5 separate regions of the Homo sapiens genome follow, and all the other regions are linked to region 4. A link is a contact called in ENCODE Hi-C or POLR2A ChIA-PET data. All regions are on one chromosome and are shown on one strand. Each heading gives the region's core, a stretch centred on a gene start or an enhancer-like site at or near the end of the contact. The rest is flanking DNA. Distances are from core to core; before and after follow the strand shown. Region 1 holds the start of SPAST (spastin). Region 2 overlaps TOGARAM2 (TOG array regulator of axonemal microtubules 2). Region 3 holds the start of FOSL2 (FOS like 2, AP-1 transcription factor subunit). Region 4 holds the start of LBH (LBH regulator of Wnt signaling pathway). Region 5 holds the start of SLC30A6-DT (SLC30A6 divergent transcript).

The links. Hi-C counts contacts between places; a loop is a spot of excess contacts on that map. ChIA-PET counts read pairs that join two places held with the same protein, here RNA polymerase II (POLR2A). Pooled maps may share reads with other maps.
Region 1: a loop to region 4 is called in a map of CD8-positive, alpha-beta T cell, with 12 times the contacts of the local background. The contact joins the promoter of SPAST here to the promoter of LBH in region 4. A Hi-C loop is called at or near these places in 1 of 168 maps with a recorded cell type or tissue (CD8-positive, alpha-beta T cell), 1 of 37 single-sample maps with no recorded cell type and 8 of 50 pooled maps. POLR2A ChIA-PET finds 5 or more read pairs at or near these places in 1 of 52 experiments (K562).
Region 2: a map of natural killer cell shows a loop between it and region 4 (7-fold over the local background). The contact joins the enhancer-like site here to the promoter of LBH in region 4. A Hi-C loop is called at or near these places in 1 of 168 maps with a recorded cell type or tissue (natural killer cell) and 4 of 50 pooled maps. POLR2A ChIA-PET finds 5 or more read pairs at or near these places in 1 of 52 experiments (WTC11).
Region 3: a loop to region 4 is called in a pooled map, with 5 times the contacts of the local background. The contact joins the promoter of FOSL2 here to the promoter of LBH in region 4. A Hi-C loop is called at or near these places in 7 of 50 pooled maps.
Region 5: a pooled map shows a loop between it and region 4 (13-fold over the local background). The contact joins the promoter of SLC30A6-DT here to the promoter of LBH in region 4. A Hi-C loop is called at or near these places in 7 of 50 pooled maps. POLR2A ChIA-PET finds 5 or more read pairs at or near these places in 2 of 52 experiments (T-cell and naive thymus-derived CD4-positive, alpha-beta T cell).

What each region holds. Positions count from the first base shown.
Region 1 is chr2:32,062,102-32,065,737 of GRCh38, forward strand. It overlaps SPAST (spastin), which reads left to right and starts at 1,455. Exons shown (of 17, transcript NM_014946.4): 1 at 1,455-2,145. The coding sequence starts at 1,731. RefSeq lists enhancers at 1,249-1,318, 1,367-2,167 and silencers at 1,539-1,678, 1,739-2,158, 2,189-2,318.
Region 2 is chr2:29,007,745-29,011,417 of GRCh38, forward strand. All of the region lies in intron 6 of TOGARAM2 (TOG array regulator of axonemal microtubules 2), which reads left to right. Among named protein-coding and RNA genes, the nearest start is that of TOGARAM2, 28 kb to the left of the region's middle. RefSeq lists an enhancer at 3,418-3,547. Within about 2 kb of position 2,044, at least 3 of the 41 ENCODE cell types and tissues checked have a DNase peak (open chromatin) inside an H3K27ac peak, as active enhancers do; they include natural killer cell, where a contact is called at or near this core.
Region 3 is chr2:28,390,702-28,394,538 of GRCh38, forward strand. FOSL2 (FOS like 2, AP-1 transcription factor subunit) reads left to right here and starts at 2,157. Exons shown (of 4, transcript NM_005253.4): 1 at 2,157-3,121. The coding sequence starts at 3,020. All of the region lies in intron 1 of FOSL2-AS1 (FOSL2 antisense RNA 1), which reads right to left. RefSeq lists silencers at 1,374-2,493, 2,980-3,156 and enhancers at 2,187-3,118, 3,274-3,774, 3,775-3,837.
Region 4 is chr2:30,229,994-30,233,700 of GRCh38, forward strand. It overlaps LBH (LBH regulator of Wnt signaling pathway), which reads left to right and starts at 1,541. Exons shown (of 3, transcript NM_030915.4): 1 at 1,541-1,771. The coding sequence starts at 1,746. RefSeq lists enhancers at 207-722, 723-1,237 and silencers at 1,041-1,590, 1,791-1,880, 2,271-2,470, 2,481-2,540.
Region 5 is chr2:32,163,951-32,167,441 of GRCh38, forward strand. It overlaps SLC30A6-DT (SLC30A6 divergent transcript), which reads right to left and starts at 1,789. Exons shown (of 1, transcript NR_185886.1): 1 at 1,091-1,789. SLC30A6 (solute carrier family 30 member 6) reads left to right here and starts at 1,914. Exons shown (of 14, transcript NM_017964.5): 1 at 1,914-1,953. The coding sequence starts at 1,951. RefSeq lists an enhancer at 3,234-3,491.

The sequences.
Region 1 (3,636 bases), core at 205-2,704, 1.8 Mb after region 4:
CAGCTACTCGGGAGGCTGAGGTGGAAGGATCACCTGAGCCAGGGAGGTGGAGGTTGCAGTGAGTCATGTTGTTTGCGCCACTGCACTCCAGCCTGGGCAATGGAGTGAAACCCTGTCCAAAAAATAAAAAAATAAAGCTGTGGCAGAATGTGGAGATTCTTGGAAGCTGGAAGCTCTCATGGGGCATTTGGAAACCTCACATTGTAAATAACGGAGTCTTTTTATCAGTTTGGCTTCCTTAGTTTTAGGAAACAAGAAATAATTATGGCTAACTCAAGTAAAAAGAGAAAGAGAAGAGAAAAAAGACGTGGAGATAGAGAGAGAGGGAGAGAGAGGAAAAGACGAAAGGAAGGAAGGGGGAAAGGAGAGAGGAAGAGAGAAACAGAGAAACAGACTGATTAGTGTATTGGATAGATTACATAACCAAGTGACCAGTCAGGAACCCAGCAGCTCTGGGGGAGCTCAATGTGATGCATTGATAAACCCGCTCTTAAGAGCACTCGTTTCCAGTTACTTTCTATTCGGTGGGTCTCCAGCCAAGATTCCAGGTCCCAGGAGAATCTGACTGACCTAGTGTTTGCTTCCGCCTTTGCGGTCTGGGTTCTGTGCTTGCAGCTCATTAGAATACAGGGAGCAGAGACAAGCAGGTAGTTTCCCAAAGGAAGGGATGCTGAGTAGATTAAAAAAAAAGTGTAGATTCTTCAGTAAACTATGGGATGGTAACTATGCAAAACCTAAGATTTCCCTTATTCAAATAAATTATCTTTCATATTAGACATCTAAATATGCACTAATTTAGTTAAACCCCTGGGTTAGTTGATCTCATCACACTGAGCTAACATTTTTGTTGCTGTTGTTTGCAGTGACCTGAAGTTTCTTATCTTCACAATTGCTTTCCTCTCAAATAATTCCCAGATTTTAAATTTTTATTTTATTTTTTCTGGAGACGGAGTCTCGCTCTGTCGCCCAGGCTGGAGTGCAGTGGCGCGATCTCAGCTCACTTGCAGCCTCTGCCTCCCGAGTTCAAGCGATTCTCCGGCCTTAGCCTTCCAACCAGCTGGGACTACAGGCGCGCGCCCCCACGCCCGGCTAATTTAATTCCCAGATTGATATCCATTGCTTCTGAGATGGGCCAATTATCCTTCGGAGAAGACTTAGGTCGCCTGGCAGAAAAAGATGAAAGAAATCTAAGAAAACGACGACACTGAGAGAGGAGCCTAGCGAACCAGCAGAGCGACCCCAAGCCGCAATTCCCCCTTCCGTGGATCGATTACGAAGGCTTCCTGGCAGGAGCTCTCCAGGGCTGCCGACGTGAGCCGAACTGCACATTGGGAACTGTAGTTGAGTGGGAAAGCCGAGAGGCGGGGGCCGCACACGCGTACAGGGGCCCCGGTCAACAAAGACGCGCCGTGCGCGCGCGCGCCGGAGAAAAACACGGGAAGACGTGCGCGTGCGCGGCCGCCGCTGGGAGCCACCAGGCGGCGGAGAGGACAGCGACAGGAAGGGAGGGGCCCGAGCCACCGACTGCAGGAGGAGAAGGGGTTGTGCTCCTGGCCGAGGAAGGAGAAAGGGGCGGGGCCGGCGGGCAGCGTGCGGCAGTGCGGAGCTCCTGAGACCGGCGGGCACACGGGGGTCTGTGGCCCCCGCCGTAGCAGTGGCTGCCGCCGTCGCTTGGTTCCCGTCGGTCTGCGGGAGGCGGGTTATGGCGGCGGCGGCAGTGAGAGCTGTGAATGAATTCTCCGGGTGGACGAGGGAAGAAGAAAGGCTCCGGCGGCGCCAGCAACCCGGTGCCTCCCAGGCCTCCGCCCCCTTGCCTGGCCCCCGCCCCTCCCGCCGCCGGGCCGGCCCCTCCGCCCGAGTCGCCGCATAAGCGGAACCTGTACTATTTCTCCTACCCGCTGTTTGTAGGCTTCGCGCTGCTGCGTTTGGTCGCCTTCCACCTGGGGCTCCTCTTCGTGTGGCTCTGCCAGCGCTTCTCCCGCGCCCTCATGGCAGCCAAGAGGAGCTCCGGGGCCGCGCCAGCACCTGCCTCGGCCTCGGCCCCGGCGCCGGTGCCGGGCGGCGAGGCCGAGCGCGTCCGAGTCTTCCACAAACAGGCCTTCGAGTACATCTCCATTGCCCTGCGCATCGATGAGGATGAGAAAGGTAACTAGGGGGCTGGGGGAGGGGGCGGCGGCGCCGGGAAGAAGGCGGTGGGGTCGCCGGGGGAGGGCAACACCTGCGTCCCTTTTCTGCGGGAGGGGACGGTGCACCCCCGGAATTGATATGCCCCGGGAGACTGCTTTCCCGTAGGTCGGAGCCTCATCTTCTAGTATTCTTAAAACCTCTCCCCTTTCAGGGCACTGTAGCTGTCGACTTTGTTTCAGACACCAGCCTTCCCCCACACTTCTGCATGACCCAGGTCACTATGAGACACCCAGACGTGTTGATGACAGTGACATTTGTCCTAGAGTGACCACACTGATCCTTTCTAGCACTGTGAAGAGTGTGCAGCTTCCTCTGAACCAAGGTTTCCAAAAGGTTTTGATATTGAAGAAGCAGTGCCGCCTTACTGGCTTTTAATGAAAGCAGAGTATTGTAGTGTCAGAAAAAAAGAACAAATGGTGACAATTTTGAAAGAAATAGCTGCATATGACTGCAGTTGAATTTGCATCATTTTAATCAAGATAATCATTTTATCAGTACAACGATTCCTGAATACTTTTTCAATGAAGTTATATTTAGCATAAAACTTTTCCCCCTGTTGCTTTGATTTTAATTAAAACAGTATTCCAAAGTAGCCTTTAATTTCCAAGTTGAAATGTTTGATGAATGGATTGCGTAAACTTAAACATACCACTTTACAGTAAAACCTAAAACAACTATGTATGTTTCTGAATGAAAGCAAGGATACTACATCTTTCGGGTTTCTTTTAAGCTAACTTTTTTTTTTTTTTGAGACGGAATCTCGCCCTGTCGCCCAAGCTGGAGTGCAATGGTGCAGTCTCGGCTCACTGCAACCTCCGACTCCCTGGTTCCAGCGATTCTCCTGCCTCAGCCTCCCGAGTAGCTGGGATTACAGGCACGCACCACCACGCCTGGCTAATTTTTGTATTTTTAGTAGAGTAGGGATTTCACCATGTTGGCCAGGATGGTCTCCATCTCCTGACCTCGTGATCGGGTCGCCTCGGCCTCCCAAAGTGCTGGTAATACAGGCATGAGCCACCGCGCCTGGCCTTAAGCTAACATTTTTTATTATATGTGCCAGGCATTGTGCTATTAGCTTTGCATGTGTTATCTTTTTTCTTTTTAAAAAAAATAGCAACCATCCCAGACCATGAAAAGTGTTATTTAATCCTCACAATAACTTTGTGAGATGAAGGTATTATTGGTATCAGCATTTTAGAGATGAAGAAAATGAGGCCCAAAAGATAAAGGAGGTTATTCCAAACCTGTGCTAATAATGAAATTTCTTTTATGGAAAATAAGTGAAATTAGGAGAAGTCTAACTTTTACAATTCTCCCCTTTTATCCTTACTTCCAGTATGCTGAGATCTTGCTTCTCCCTCTGCCAAAAACACCCACTTTTCTACCACACCTCAATTAGATACTCACTTGCATTGTCCATTAGTGAAAACAGAAACAATCTGCACTTCA
Region 2 (3,673 bases), core at 794-3,293, 1.2 Mb before region 4:
ATCAGGGTCCATCCAGCCCACGACCCCACAGTTCCTCCCCGCTGTCCCCCAGTGCTTGTTCTGTGGGGCCTTCTTACCCCTCCAGACCCTGAGGACCTATTACCATTTCACTCATCCATCCATCCATTTACGAGGGGACATGGTGCTTCCCCTCGTCCATCTCTGCAACCCCAACAGCCTCTCACCCCTTTCCCCACCCATTCATTTCATCTCCACTGTTCCATGTCTACCTACTCTCCCTTTAAAGGGCGGCAAGGAGGGGAAGTGGTCTTCTCTGCATTGTCCACAGGCATCCAGCCCAGGGACTGCCTCAGCCCCTCCCTTCCATTAAACAAAATAAGCAAATCTTGATTATTTAAATTTATTTTGTTTATTTATTTTGTTTTATTTATTTGTTTTTTATTTTTTATTGTTATTATTTTTTGAGATGGAGTCTCACTCTGTCACCCAGGCTGGAGTGCAGTGGCACGATCTTGGCTCACTGCAACCTCTGCCTCCTGGGTTCAAGCAATTCTTCTGTCGCAGCCTCCCGAGTAGCTGAGACTACAGGAGCATGCCACCATGCCTGGCTACATTTTGTAATTTTAGTAGAGCTGCAGTTTCATCACATTGGTTAGGCTGGTCTTGAACTCCTGACCTTAGGTGATCTGCCCACTTTGGCTTCCCAAAGTGCTGGGATTACAGGCGTGAGCCACTGCACCCAGCCAATTAAAAATATATATATTTTTTTGAGATGGAGTCTTGCTCTGTTACCCAGGCTGGAGTGCAGTGGCACGATCTCTGCTTATTGTAACCTCTGCCTCCCTGGTTCTAGTAATTCTTCTGCCTCAGCCTCCCAAGTAGCTAGGATTACAGACATGCACCACCAGGCCCGGCTAATTTTTGTATTTTTAGTAGAGCTGGGCTTTCACCATGTTGCCCAGGCTTGTCCTGAACTCCTGATCTCAGGTGATCTGCCCACCTCGGCCTCCCAAAGTGCTGGGATTACAGGTAGAAGCCACCGCACCTGGCCAGCCTATTTTATTTAAACCTCATTCTGTTCTTTAACTTGGAGCACCACAGGGCAGGGGCCATATGTCAAAAACCTCTGTGGCTTCTGTGGGGCCAGGATTGGTACCTGGCATGGATTAGTTCCGTAATAAATATCTGTCCTTTCCTGTTTGGTTTGTGACATGGATTTCCCTTTGTTGACAATGTGGGGCTCTCTAGCCAATGGAGGGGATGGAGGCTCTATTACCATTTCAGTCATCCATCTGTCCGTTTACTCACCTAAAAGCTGTTAAGCACCTACTATGTGCCAGGTGCATAGGTCACAATCTGTGTGCTCCAGCCAGGAAGTCATCAAGGTGAAGTTCAGAGAGGTGGGTGCGTAGGCGAAGGCTGCCTGTCATGTTGGTGACCCAGGAGAAAGAGATCTGAATCATGCCAGGCAGACTTCTCAGGGCAGGATGAGGGCACACTTGCGAGATGGAGATGGAGGTGGAAGAGGGAGAGACGGAAGGAGGAGTGAGCCCCTGCATCCTTGCGTGACAGCCTGCGGGGTGGGGGTGAAGGGCCTGTGTGCCAACTGAGAAGTGGGAGCTTCATCCTCCTGTAAGGAGGTGCCACCAAAGGCTTTCGGGTGTGAAAGTGGCATCTGCTGTGACTTAGAAAGGCCATGTTGGCAACCTCAGAGTGGCATGGACCGTGTAGATGGAGGTGGGGCTGCTGCAGGAATCCGGGGAGAAGGCAAAGGGTGGCTGAGCAGGGCAGAGGCAGGGAGTCTGTGGGCTGAGGATGCAGAGGTGGGGGCGGGGCGGGATGAATGGCAGGGCTAAGCCACGGGGTAGATGTGGGCTGAAGATGGGGGAGCTGAGACCATGCCGGGGTTCCTGGCTTCAGCCACTGGACAGATACTGGCACCCTTCTTGGAGACAGGGCATAGGAGAAGAGGCAGGTGCTGGGGACAGTGCTGAGGCCACTCTTGGACATGCTTAGACGTTTGGGTTGGAGCCGGGAGGGGCTCTTGCTGGAAACAGGGCTTTGCTGCTCCTGCTCCACCCACCTCCTTGGGGCCTGCGGAGGAGCCTGAGCGGTGGTGGGTTTTCTGTGAGGTTCGCACAGGGTGGGGCGGGGCTGCCACGTGCAGGAAGGCAGGGGCCCTGATCGGCATGGCCTGTCTTGGCCTCAGTCCTTTCTGCTGTGGGGTCGCTAGAGAAGGGGAGGGCAAGAGGCTTCCCCAGGGTCCACAGCTTAAGAGAAGCTGCGCCAAGTCCTCTGAGGCCAAATCCCTTGCTCAGAGCAGGTGTGTGTGTGTGTGTGTGTGTGTGTGTTGGGGGGGCGCAGAGCGGGGGAGGCTGCAGCTCAGGGCCCCAGGGGCAAAGCCGAGGCATAAGCATTGGGGTTTTTGGCATCCTGTGCTCACCTCAGGCAGCCTGGGACCTCCATGAGCTCATAGAAGCCAAGGGCAACTGTGTGGACTTTGATGCTCCACTTCCCCTCCCCGCCCGCCTCCAATCCTCTTAGTGCCGTTGGGCAGTGGTTAAGCAGTGGTGGGTTACAATGGCAAAGGCCTAGTGGGCGAGCTCCCCAGGTCAGGGGTGCCCTGGAGCATTCGCTTACTATCTCCAGCCCACACGATCCCTCCCTGTGGGTCCAGACCCAAGAGGCTGGGCCTGGCCCTGGGAGCAATGGCGAATCCCGGCTGATCTACGCCCAGGTTGAAGCTCCGCTCCTCCTGTGGACTCCCCTGACCTCCACAGTCCCCAAGGATCAGGGTTCCCCTGCATCCAGGCAGGCACTGAGGGGGGCTGTCCTACCGCCCCTCCTGCAGCCCGGCCTGGACTGTGATCCTCTGAGGCCAGTGTGTGGGATATTGTGTTCCTGACCTGTTGCTGTGGCTTGTTACTCTGTCAGCCCCCCAGTGGGTCCTGATGTCCACCGAGAAGGGAAAGCCATGTAGGACGCTGCAGGGCTGGTCTCCATGGGAACCTGAGCTCCCGGAGGGCGGGGAGTGTCATGTCTTATTGATGCTCCATTCCCAGTGTCTAGAATAGTGCTTGACACATAGTAGGTCTTCAGTAAATATCTGTTGAATAAGTAAATGGTGCTTCCAACTTAAGAAATTACAATTAAAACCAGTGCCAGGGATGCCACTGTCTTCCCCCTCCTGTGGGTAATTGGGATTGAGCTTCTGGTACAAAACAGTGGTGACTTCCTGCCACAGCAAAGGGGATCAGCTCCGCCCCCCAGGCCCTGGGATGGGGATTACAATCACGAGTGGGACTATTTAGGGGTCACTGAGCTCTCACGGGGTTGGGGCAGCTTGGAGAACTTGAGCTCAGTGCTGTCTAAGCTGGGAGGCAGTTTACCCTTGTTTACTGCAGCTGCTGTCAACTCCACAGGCCCAAGCAGCACAGCGGGAGGGTGGGGGCTTCCTTTAAGTCAGCAGTTTCTGTGTGGGTGTCAGCCTCCTGGGGAATGCGCGAGCTGCACTGCCAGGAAATGGGGCTGAACCTGGCCTGGTGGTCAGCCTGCCCTTGTGTTTGCAGAGGGAGCTGTATCTCCTGCAGCTTGAATCCTGGGCCAAGAGCCTCTGCAGGGATAACAGTGCCGTCCCCTCTGTCCCCCATCTCGGCCATTGCCCCATCCTGGAGCCACCCTGGGCTCCCCCAGCAGTGTCTCTGGCTGGCCA
Region 3 (3,837 bases), core at 907-3,406, 1.8 Mb before region 4:
CAGGCAGGGCGCTTTGGCCGCGCCTCCCTTTGCAGCCCCCAAGACTTGGCTAGGGCGGCCTGAGGCCCGCGTGGCGCGGGGAGGGGCTGAGAACCGAGTGGGAAAATGTCACGATTTCTTCTGTGCCCCTCCCGTCCCTACCCCCACCCCCAGTTTTCTGAGTTTTGCTGCTGCCGCTGGGGAAGGACTGATTCGTTTTGCGTCAAAGGACTGCATTTACTCAGTCCTGCTGGGAGAGGCGCGTAAACACCCAGGCAAGCCAGGACGCAGGGATGGGGAGGGGGAAGAAAAAAGCAAAGCACCCACGGCCGGCGCGCGCGTCCGCCTGCCCCACACCCCTCTCCTGGGCCTGCGGAGTTGGGGACTCTGTCCAGCGGGCAGCAGCGGAGGTGCGAGGAGTCTGGCTGGCCTCGCCTCGTCGCGCACGCGCGCGCGTCCTTGGGGATAGCGTTCAGGACAGAATGTGTTTTATAGCTGTAAACAATGACCCCGAGTATTGTTTGGGATTACCGTATCTTGGGGCCCTTGGGGCGGCCAGATGCCGCCAGCCGTCCCGGAAATGCCAGCGCTTTATATAGAGCCCCAGGAAAGCTTCGCGTTCCCGGCTCTATTTTTCTCTGCTACCAACACCCCCACTTTGCAGATAAGGAAACTGAGGACAGAAGTTGTGTGACGGTGCACAGCGAGTTGTCAGCAATGGACTCTCAACACCTCTTAACATTGGGTCCTCATAAGGACCCTGTGGGGTACAGATGGCTGGCGCTACTTAAGAATTGGGTAAACTGAGGCTAACACAGACCCTGGACCAAAACCTAAGTTCCCTGACTTCCGCTACAGTACTTCTCCATTCACACACACCATCATCTCAGCGGAAGGATTGGAGCTCCAGAGCAGAGAAGGGCCTAAGGTCATGTCTCCAAACTCCTTCACTTTATAGGAGGAAACTGAGGCCCAGAGAGGTTAAGGAATTCGTCCAAGATCTCACAGCTCGTAAATAGCGTAGCCGGGCGTTCCTGCTCTAAGGTCTGTGCTCTGTACCCTGCGCCGCGCCCCTCCCAGCCCCGCCCAGCGAGGGAGGAGGACCCAAATGTCCGGCAACCCGCGCCCTGAACTTCGCTCCAAAACAGCTGAAGACGACAACGTTGGGGCACACCCTCTCGCTGGCTTTTTTTTTTTTTTTTTAATTCGTAACAGTCTGGAGTTTGCTTATAAACGCCCGATTACTCTTATTAGATGCGTCCTAATTGCCCGGCGTATAGGGCGGCCGGAATGTCTTGACTGGTTAATTTCATCTTCAAGGCTACTCCTAACGAATTAACTGTAGGACCGAAAACATGAAAAACAAAAAACAAAAAGGGAACCGGTAGGCAGACCGCCACGGAGGGAAAAATAGGCAGGCCAGCCCCGCCCGGCGCCGTGCCCCGCCAACACCCGGCCGCAGGGCGGCGCGGGCACCCTGCGCGCCCGGGGCGCCCGCTGCACTCGGCGGCGCCGCGGAGGGCGCCTACGACCGCGCGCAGCCGCGCCCTCCCTGCGAGCGGCTCTGCGCGCCCGGCTCCCGGCCTCCCGGTGGCGCCGCACCGAACCGCCCGTCTCGCCGTCAGGGCTGTGATTATTTTCTAAAATCCGGAGGCGAGACCCGCGCGGCCGCTCTCGGGGCCCCGCCCCGAGCCCCTTCCCAGGGCGGGGGAGAGGCCGCAGCGCACTCGGGAGCGGGCGAGGGAATCCCTCTCCCTCCACGTCACCCGAAAGCGAGGAAACCCGCACTCGCGTCCTCTAACGCAAATGACCATCTTTGGCAACGTGCGCCAATGGAACAGACCAAGGGCGCTGGGCCCGGGGGGTGAGCGGGGGACTGGGGAGGGCCGGGGCTGCCTCGGCGCCTCCGAACCGTGCGTGGCGCCCGCTCCCGCCCGTGCCACCGCCTGGCTTCCTCGCGCGGGGTGCGCGGTTGGCGTCAGCGCGGCCGGGAGCCGGGGCTGGGAGGGGAGAGCTGCGCCCGCCTCCTCCCCTCCCGCGCCTCTTCCTCCTCCGCGGCCTCCTCCCCCCGCCTCCTCGTGCGCTCCTCCCTGCAAGGTGGAGTCTGGGGTTGACGTGAGTGAATCCACATGGTACAGGGCTGGAGAATAAAGAGTGTGAGTTGAACTCGTGCCATTGTAGTGACTCATCTCGGGCAGAGCGCTAGGGCTCCGAGCGAACCAGCGAGCGAGCGAACGAGCGGCGCTCGGCGGGGACAGAAAGAGGGAGAGAGAGAGAGAGAGAGAGGGAGAGGCGCGGCCGGGCGAGGCGGGCCCGTCCGGGAGCGGGCTCCGGGGAAGGGGTGCGGGTCTGGGCGCCGGAGCGGGGAGCGGGGCCGCGTCCCTCTCAGCGCCAGCTCTACTTGAGCCCCACGAGCCGCTGTCCCCCTGGCGCGCTCGGGGCCGCGGGACGGGCGCACGCCGCCTTCTCCTAGTCAAGTATCCGAGCCGCCCCGAAACTCGGGCGGCGAGTCGGCCACGGGAAGTTTATTCTCCGGCTCCTTTTCTAAAAGGAAGAAACAGAAGTTTCTCCCAGCGGACAGCTTTTCTTTCCGCCTTTTTGGCCCTGTCTGAAATCGGGGGTCCCCAGGGCTGGCAGGCCAGGCTCGCTGGGCTCCTAATCTTTTTTTTAATTTCCAATTTTTGATTGGGCCGTGGGTCCCCGCTGAGCTCCGGCTGCGCGCGGGGGCGGGAGGGCGCGCGCAGGGGAGGGACCGAGAGACGCGCCGACTTTTTAGAGGGAGGGATCGGGTGGACAACTGGTCCCGCGGCGCTCGCAGAGCCGGAAAGAAGTGCTGTAAGGGACGCTCGGGGGACGCTGTTCCTGAGGTGTCGCCGCCTCCCTGTCCTCGCCCTCCGCGGTGGGGGAGAAACCCAGGAGCGAAGCCCAGAGCCCGCGGCGCGGCCGGCGGACGAACGAGCGCGCAGCAGCCGGTGCGCGGCCGCGGCGAGGGCGGGGGAAGAAAAACACCCTGTTTCCTCTCCGGCCCCCACCGCGGATCATGTACCAGGATTATCCCGGGAACTTTGACACCTCGTCCCGGGGCAGCAGCGGCTCTCCTGCGCACGCCGAGTCCTACTCCAGCGGCGGCGGCGGCCAGCAGGTAGGTGCGGGCCCCGGTGCACCTGGCGGCGCGGGCGGACCCCTGCCCTCTTCTCGCCGCCACTGCCTCTTTTGCTTTCTTTTCTTTTTCTTGGCGAGAAAATACCTACGGGCCACCGTTGTAAGTTCTGGATTTTCGTCCTCCCCTTCCCCCCCACCCCCTTTTAAACTAGGGGATTGGAGAGTGGGCTTGAAGAGACAACATGCCCTTTTCCTCTCACGTTATATTTTACCCAGATAGACTCCTGGAATTGTAGGCCCCCTACCAGGAGCCTGTTACCTCCTTCCAAGAACTACTCCCCCTCCCCAGTGTCTGCCCCCCCCCCCCCACCCCTGCCCCGCGTCTTCTCTCTGGGTGGTGGACAGACAAGAAAATCTTTGCACCCACTGGCACCTCTCGACATCCTGGGACCCTATTCCTTCAGGAAAGCCCTCTCTCTCTCCTCCCCGTTCTCCATCAGTCATAACTCCTTTCTGAAAGGGGTTGGGGACCCAGAAACATGGTTGGACTCCTTCAAGTAATCTGGAGCGAGGGCGAGGGCTGCCGCTCTGGGAATCAGGTGCGAAGGTCAGGAAGGAAGAAGCCAGCCTTGGTTGGCTCATGCCGCCTGTGTGCCCCCTGCCTGCCTGCCTGCCCCCCCGCCGACCCGTCTTCTGTAAGGATCACGGACAGGAGGCTGCACTGCCCCCCAGGAACGAAGGAGCACCTTGAGGGTC
Region 4 (3,707 bases), core at 291-2,790:
AGCATCTCCCGTTTAGCCCCTCCATCAGGCAACACCCCCAGAGGAAGAGAATGCGTTTAGCTTGGGAGGTGGGGGAATTTCTCTGGTTGGAGGGGGCAGCCAGGGGCTTGTCATGAAGCTGTGTTTTCATAGGAAGCACACTATTTTAACTCAGGTTGTACATATAAGCATATAAGTGATTGAAAATAGCCCAGTTATTTTTAAATAAATTATTCTCATCAATTCTTATAATTTTTGTTTGGGCTGGTTTTGCGGGGACTGATGAAAATTATGAGGGTCTTCTCTCACGGCTTCCTTCAGGGTCCTACCCCTGTCGAACCTTCGCCATTAATTCTGTCATCCTTTTGCCTGAGATAAGCTATGCGTTTCCACTTTCAAGTACATATATACGGATTCAATACACTCACTGCCTTTCTTTTAAAAAGCTGATTCACTTCAAAGCCAATTTAATTTTGCTTAGTTTTTGATCTCCCCGCGCCCCCTTTCCTCAGCCCCTATACACAGGTAGGTGAGGGTTCTAAAGCCATTTTACAGGCGTGATTGAAGCGGAGGCCACAGAGCGGCAGCGCTGGGTCCCGAGTGAGACTCCCATCATGTGGCTCTGGGGGGCTGCGCAGCTTTGACTGCCTGGACAGACGCCCAGAGCTGCAATTCCTGGGCAGTGTGGGAGGCGTTCGGCTAAAGCTCTTTGTTTCTGCTGTCATGAGCGACTCCTCGGAGAAGACGTGGGAGTCAAGGATGGGGGGCGGCGTGCACACCGCCCGCCCACACCTTCTGCCCCCGCTGCAGACCGGGCGTATGTGTGTCTCCAATGGAAAAATCCTACCCAGGACGACACCACATCCTTGCTCCCACAAATAAAACCTTCCACGGAACTCAGGGCTGCAGACCAGCCCTTCGCAAGCCAACGCGCCCCGTGGGCACTCGGTCCCCCGGCTCCGCGTCTCTGCCACCTTCCCACCGCTTCTTCTTTAACCATGCTCTTGTTTCCCCTCGCTGATCGCAAGGCTGCGGGCGAGGATTCCAGAGAGAGGCCTAGTATGGGGAACAAACGCTTCAGAGGGGTCCGAGGTGGGCTGGGGACAGCCAGTGGATGGGAAGGAGGGCGCTGGCGCCGGGCGGCTGGGGTGGAGGAGTGGCGGGTGCCCTACCCCGGCGCAGAGCAGCCGCCGAGCTGTCATGTCCCGAGCGGCCCCCGCGCCCTCCTTGCGCCCACCTCCGCCGCGCTGGAGTTCGGGGTGTGCGTGGAGGGGGCTGTGAGCGGGAAGCGGCGCGGACGCGGAGTCCGGGCCGGTGCGAGTGAGCGCGTGTGCGCGTGGGAGAGCGGCGGGAGGGGGCCGGGCTCGCAGCCGCAGCGAACCACGGCCCCGGGAGCAGAGCCGAGCGCGCCCCCGAGCCGCCGCCCGCCGGAGCTGCGAGCGCTGAAGCCATTCATGATTTTGGTGACGTTATTCCAGGAGTGGGCGAGGGAGGGCGGGGCCTCTCGGGGCCAAGCCCCGCCCCCGCCCCTATAAATACGGCTTCCCGGGCTCTTTGTGGGGCTGAGTGCTCAGTGGAGAGCGGGGAGTTGTGTCCACCTTGCCGACGTCGCTAGCCGTGGGGCTGTCCTGGGAAGGCGGACGGCGAGCGCCCGGTGTCCGCACTCGGCCGCCTGCCGTGCCCGTCTGCGCCCGTGTCATCCTCACTCGGGACGCAGGGACCGTTTTTAAATCACAGGGGCGTGTGTCAGCCTGCCCTAGGACTTCATGTCTATATATTTCCCCATTCACTGGTGAGTACCCTGCGCCTGCGGCGGGCGTCTGTCTCGCGGCGGTGGCTGCGGGCCCGGGCGCCTGCTTCGTGCCGGCTCCGGGTGCGAGGGCAGCCGGCGGCGCGGGCGCTCAGCGCTAACCCGCCGCCCGAGCCCGTGCAGGAGTCAACGTCAAGGTTGCAAAGGTGGGGGTGGGGGGAGGGGGTGCTGAGAACATCCAGACAAAGGACGTGAACTCGGAGCCCTCACCTAAGTGACGGCCGGAGGGTTTGTATTGGTTGGCGGGGGAGCCAGGGGTCACGTGTGAATCCCCCCCAATGAAACCACCCTATGCGGAGAGCTGCAGGAGGCGCGCGCCCCACTTGGCGCAGGGGGGCTCCTGCTCTTCCCGGGCCCCTCCTCTTTTTCTTTTTGTTTGCATGCAAGTCTCAACGTCGAGGCCGGCAGCAGCGGGGCTGAGCTGGTGCGGCCGCAGGGTTTGCAGAGCTCCGGGGGGGTGGGGGGCGGGAAACGCTCTCCCCACACGTAACCCCACTAAAGCCACAAGCAGCAGGGCACGCGCTGCAGCCTCTCAACCCCTGCCCTCTCCACCGCCCCTAAAAACCGACGCACATTGGTGGGGGCCGGGACTGGGAGGAGCCGCCTTCGCCGTGCTGAAGGGGAAGGAGCCCGGGCCGGGCGCGGGGCGTCGGAGGTTTGCCCCGGACTGGGGATCGGAGCCGGGAGGGATGCAGAGAGAGGCAGGCCCCTGACTGCTGGGACTTCCTTGCTGGCAGTTTCTTCCTTCCTGCTCTGGGTTAGAGGAGAAGCGGCCGGGGGCGAGCGCCGGCAGCCCCGGAGCGCGCTCTCAGGTGCGGACGTGGGGAGCTCGGCCCCGAGTCTCCGGCAGGCGCTGAGCGAAGGGAAAACCGGCGCAAGCCGCGGCGGGGTCCGGCCTGGCCCAAGAAGCGGAAAGTTCATGCTTCTCGCTTCAACTTTTCGGGCCGGCGCCACAGCCCCGAGCGAGGAAGAGCCGCCCCTACGTCAGACTCTTCACCCTGCGTGCGCTCTTCTGGCTCCTTTCTTTGGAGGTCGCCAGCAGCCTTTCCAAGACCCGGGAGGAAACTGCCTTTGCAGGGCCCAGCTCCCGAACCTAAACTTGCCGCAAAGCCCCGCATCTTCTGTTAGTCTCCCTGCCCCCATCCGTCCCAGCCTGGCAGTGTTTAGAGAGGGGACTGAACTTCCCTCTCTCAACAGTTCAAGTTCCCCCACCCCGAGGCTTGTGTACCCTTCTTGTGGGTGCCCCTCCCTTGCCTCTCCCGTGGTGTGTGAGCAGCTAGGTGCCTTATTATAGGTGAAGCTTTGAAGGCTGTTGGAGGCTTTGTGCCTTTGGCTGCTCAAAATTTGCCAAGGTGGGTGTTTGGACCCATTAAGAATATTATGAGAAATTAAGGTTTAAGTTTATTTCATCGATTAGCACTTTGCAGCTTGCAATGCTTTTATGCAGACATTAGCCCTTAACCTAACTGTGAGGTATGCACTATTAGCATCAGAGTAACAGACAAACAGGACACTTGTGGCTCAGAGAAGTTACAGGACCTGTTCAAGATCACACAGTTCTTGAGGGGCAGAGCCTAGAACCTATTGCTTCTGTTTCTAAATCCAGTGTCATTTCTTATCTATGTAGTAACCATACAATTGAAGAGGCATCTGGTACCCCTGTTTCCTTAGATACTGTCCCTCAAAAGACTCCCCCATATTTTTGTTTTAAACCATGTGCACAGGCACGATGGTGGAAAGCATTGGGTGCTGTGTAGCAGGTACCTGTATTTGGTGCTTATGTTCAGCATTATGTGCACGGGATCCTGTATGTGCCCAGAGTTTGTGCAAGGATAAGGGAATATTCGTATCCTGCTTAGAGAGTACAAGGCACTTTCACATGTCAGCCATTGGTGGGCCAGCTTGGCCCCTCTGGAAA
Region 5 (3,491 bases), core at 539-3,038, 1.9 Mb after region 4:
TCTTGACCTCAAGTGATCTGCCTGCCTCAGCCTCCCAAAGTGCTGGGATTACAGGCATGAGGCACTGTGCCTGGCCTCAAATTCTTAGAATACTGCCTACCACATATTGAATGTTCATTAAATCCTAGGTATAGGACAGGGGTGTTGGCTCATGCCTGTAATGCTAGCATCTTGGGAGGCTGAGGCAGGAGGATCACTTGAGCCCAGGAGTTCCAGACCAGCCTGCGCAACATAGCAAGACCTCTCCTCTACTAAAAAAGATTACTGTGGCTGCAGTGTGGAGAACAGATTGTCGATAGATGATAATACCTACGATTTTATTTATTTTTTACTTCTTATTTATTTTTTTGAGATGAAGTGTTGCACTGTTGCCCAGGCTGGAGAGCAGGGGCACGATCTCGCCTCACTGCAACCTCTGCCTCCCGGGTTCAAGCAATTCTCCTGCCTCAGCCTTCTTAGCAGCTGGGATTACAGGCACCCGCCACTACGCCCAGCTAATTTTTTTTATCTTTAGTACAGACAGGGTTTCACCATGTTGGCCAGGCTGGTCTCAAACTCCTGACCTCGTGATTCGCCCGCCTAGGCCTCCCAAAGTGCTGGGATTACAGACGTGAGCACCACACCTACTCAGTTGTTCTGTATACCATTACATGTTCAGCAACCCTAATCCAACCATCTGAAATTAAAATGCTCCAAAATCAAAACTTTTTGATCATCAACACGATGCCACAGTGGAAAATTCCACACCTGACCGCATGTAAAAAGCTGTAGTCAAAATTTTGTTTGATACACACACAATTTTTAAAATTGCATAAAATTACCCTGAGGCTATGTGCATAAGGTGTATACGAAACATAAATGAATTTCAAGTTTAGCCTCTGGCCCCATCCCCAAGATAAAGAGCCACAATCTGAAACAGTTCTGGTCTTAAGCATTTGGGATGAAGGATACTCAACCTATACCCAGTTTTCTACACGACACTACTTATGAATATCTTTTAAAAATTTCTTTATCCCTACTTGTTTTCTGTCTTCCCTACCAGAATATAATTTTCACGAGACCAGTATCTGACAAACACACGTGCTACATATTCAATCTTTATCGAATGAATTTAATATTTTCCAAGTTTTCTATAATTAACATTACTTCTATATTATTAATTTTATAGAGAATCCAAATAGCATTTTATTAAGTAGACCATTAGTCGGTCCGAGTTCAAATTCTGCTACTACAGCAAACTATATGTAGGACTCAAGGCAAGTTTCTTTTTTTTGAGACGGAGTCTCGCGCTGTCGCCCAGGCTGGAGTGTAGTGGCGCGATCTCGGCTCACTGCAACCTCCGCCTCCTAGGTTCAAGCGATTCTCCTGCCTCAGCCTCCAGAGTAGCTGGGATTACAGGCGCGTGCCACTACGCCCGGCTAATTTTTGCATTTTTAGTAGAGCCGGGGTTTCACCATGTTGGCCAGGCTGGTCTCGAACTCCTGACCTCAAGTGATCCGCCTGCCTCGCCGCCGAAAGTGCTGGGATTACAGGAGTGAACCACCACGCCTGGCGGAGGCAAGTTTCTTAATCTTCTTTCCTCACTTGTAAAACTGGAATACTGTCCATTTTCATAAGGTTAAATCATACAACACAGGTAAAAGCGCTTCAGCACGCAACGAAATTTTTCTAACGTAACGAAAAACTCCTCGTTGCTCCTTGCCTTGCCCTTAACCTCAACGCTTCAGGTCCCGACCAATCTCTCGGAGAGCTCAGAGGGAGCCGCTCTAGCCGCCTTCCGCCACGGAGTGCAGGGACAGCCGGGAAGGGGACGGAAGCCGGAGGCCAGAGCACGCACTTCCTCCCACGCTTTCCTCACAGCCAATCGCCCACTGGTGCCCCACCCCTTCCGTTCTGGGAAAACTCGAGCACCCAGAACGGCTTCCGGCGGGAGCTGTGCAGCTCCTTATCATGGTGAGTTGGCTGTTGGGGTGAGGGTTTCGGCTGTAGCTGATTCGGTTTATCTTATTTGGTCCCGAAGCGACCTTGAAATCCCTCAGCCACCCAGAGGAGGGGTCATTGGAGTTGAAGTCGGGCCCCTTGGCAGGAGCGGCTGTCTCCCAAAATGTTCCCCTTCAGAGTTCTGGTCCCTTTCGGTCCCTCACCTGTTCCGCAGGCGCTCACGATCTAGGCCCCGCTGCAGGCAGAGCTTTCAGCTCCTGGCGAGTTTCTGACTTCCCTCTGCCGAGATTTCTTTAAGGTAATAAAAGTTTTTGCCAGCGTCAACAACTAGGCCACCAACAAAAGATCTGAAAACAAGTCCACAGCAACAACTGTAATAGTGATTCTTAGAGCAGTGGCGATAACGCCAGCGGAAAAAAAAAAAAAAGGTTAGTAATAGGGTTTTAGGGCAGACGTCTCACTCTGCAACTTGGCTTTACTAAATATTAAGTAGCCTGATTACGGCAGCAAATTTCATAAGCGCAGTAACTACAGAAAGTCAAGGTGTTGGTAGGACATTTTATTGCTGCTTTATTTCTGGGTTTGTAGAAACTAATGGAAGACCCAGTAGACGTTATGGTTGTTGGGATATGGTGTTTTCTCTCAAATTTGTTAGAATTAGTCATTCTTTGCCTTTAGAGCTCAAATATATAGCTCTGAACTTTAAAGATAAGCAGTTGGTTGGGATTTGAAGTGTCCAAGTGGCGTGTGCCTTTTGAAAATGCATTTATTAGAAAAATTTATGGAGTACTTATTGATAGCCTACGTATGAGAAAGAGACCACATTTCTGTGCCTAAGCTTTTGTCACTGTACTAAGTTTTTTACTTAAGTGGATATGGTCGGGAAAATGCCTCATTCACACACTTTATGTTTTGTAAATTTTCTGTAATCCTTTTGCACACAGAAAATGGGTAAAAGTTTACACTTTTTGGCTAATGATCAAATAGCCTTCAGTTACGCTCTTCTTCAAAACATTCACCATTGTGAAGCCTGTAGCCAGAGTTATATTTCTAAAATTTGACCACATCACTCCCTTACTCAAATTTTCTCCTTTTTTTTTTTTCTGTAGCACTCAAGATAAAGTCCTGTTTAGCATGGCATACAAAGCCACTCATTATCAAGCTTCTTACTTTTACAGCCTCTTTTTTTGTTGTTGTTTTCGAGACGGAGTTCCACTCTTGTTGCCCAGGCTGGAGTGCAATGGCGCGATCGCGGCTCACCACAACTTCCGCCTCCCGGGTTCAAGCGATTCTCCTGCCTCACCTTCCCGAGCAGCTGGGATTACAGGAATGCGCCACCACGCCTGGCTAATTTTGTATTTTTAGTAGAGACGGGGTTTCTCCATGTTGGTCAGGCTGATCGCGAACTCCTGACCTCAGGTGATCCTCCCGCCTCTGCCTCCCAAAGTGCTGGGATTACAGGCGTGAGCCACCGTGCCAGGCCACAAACTCTTTTTTTTTTTTTTTTTTTAATGCATACATGTATGCAACATCCGTATTTCAGCCACAGT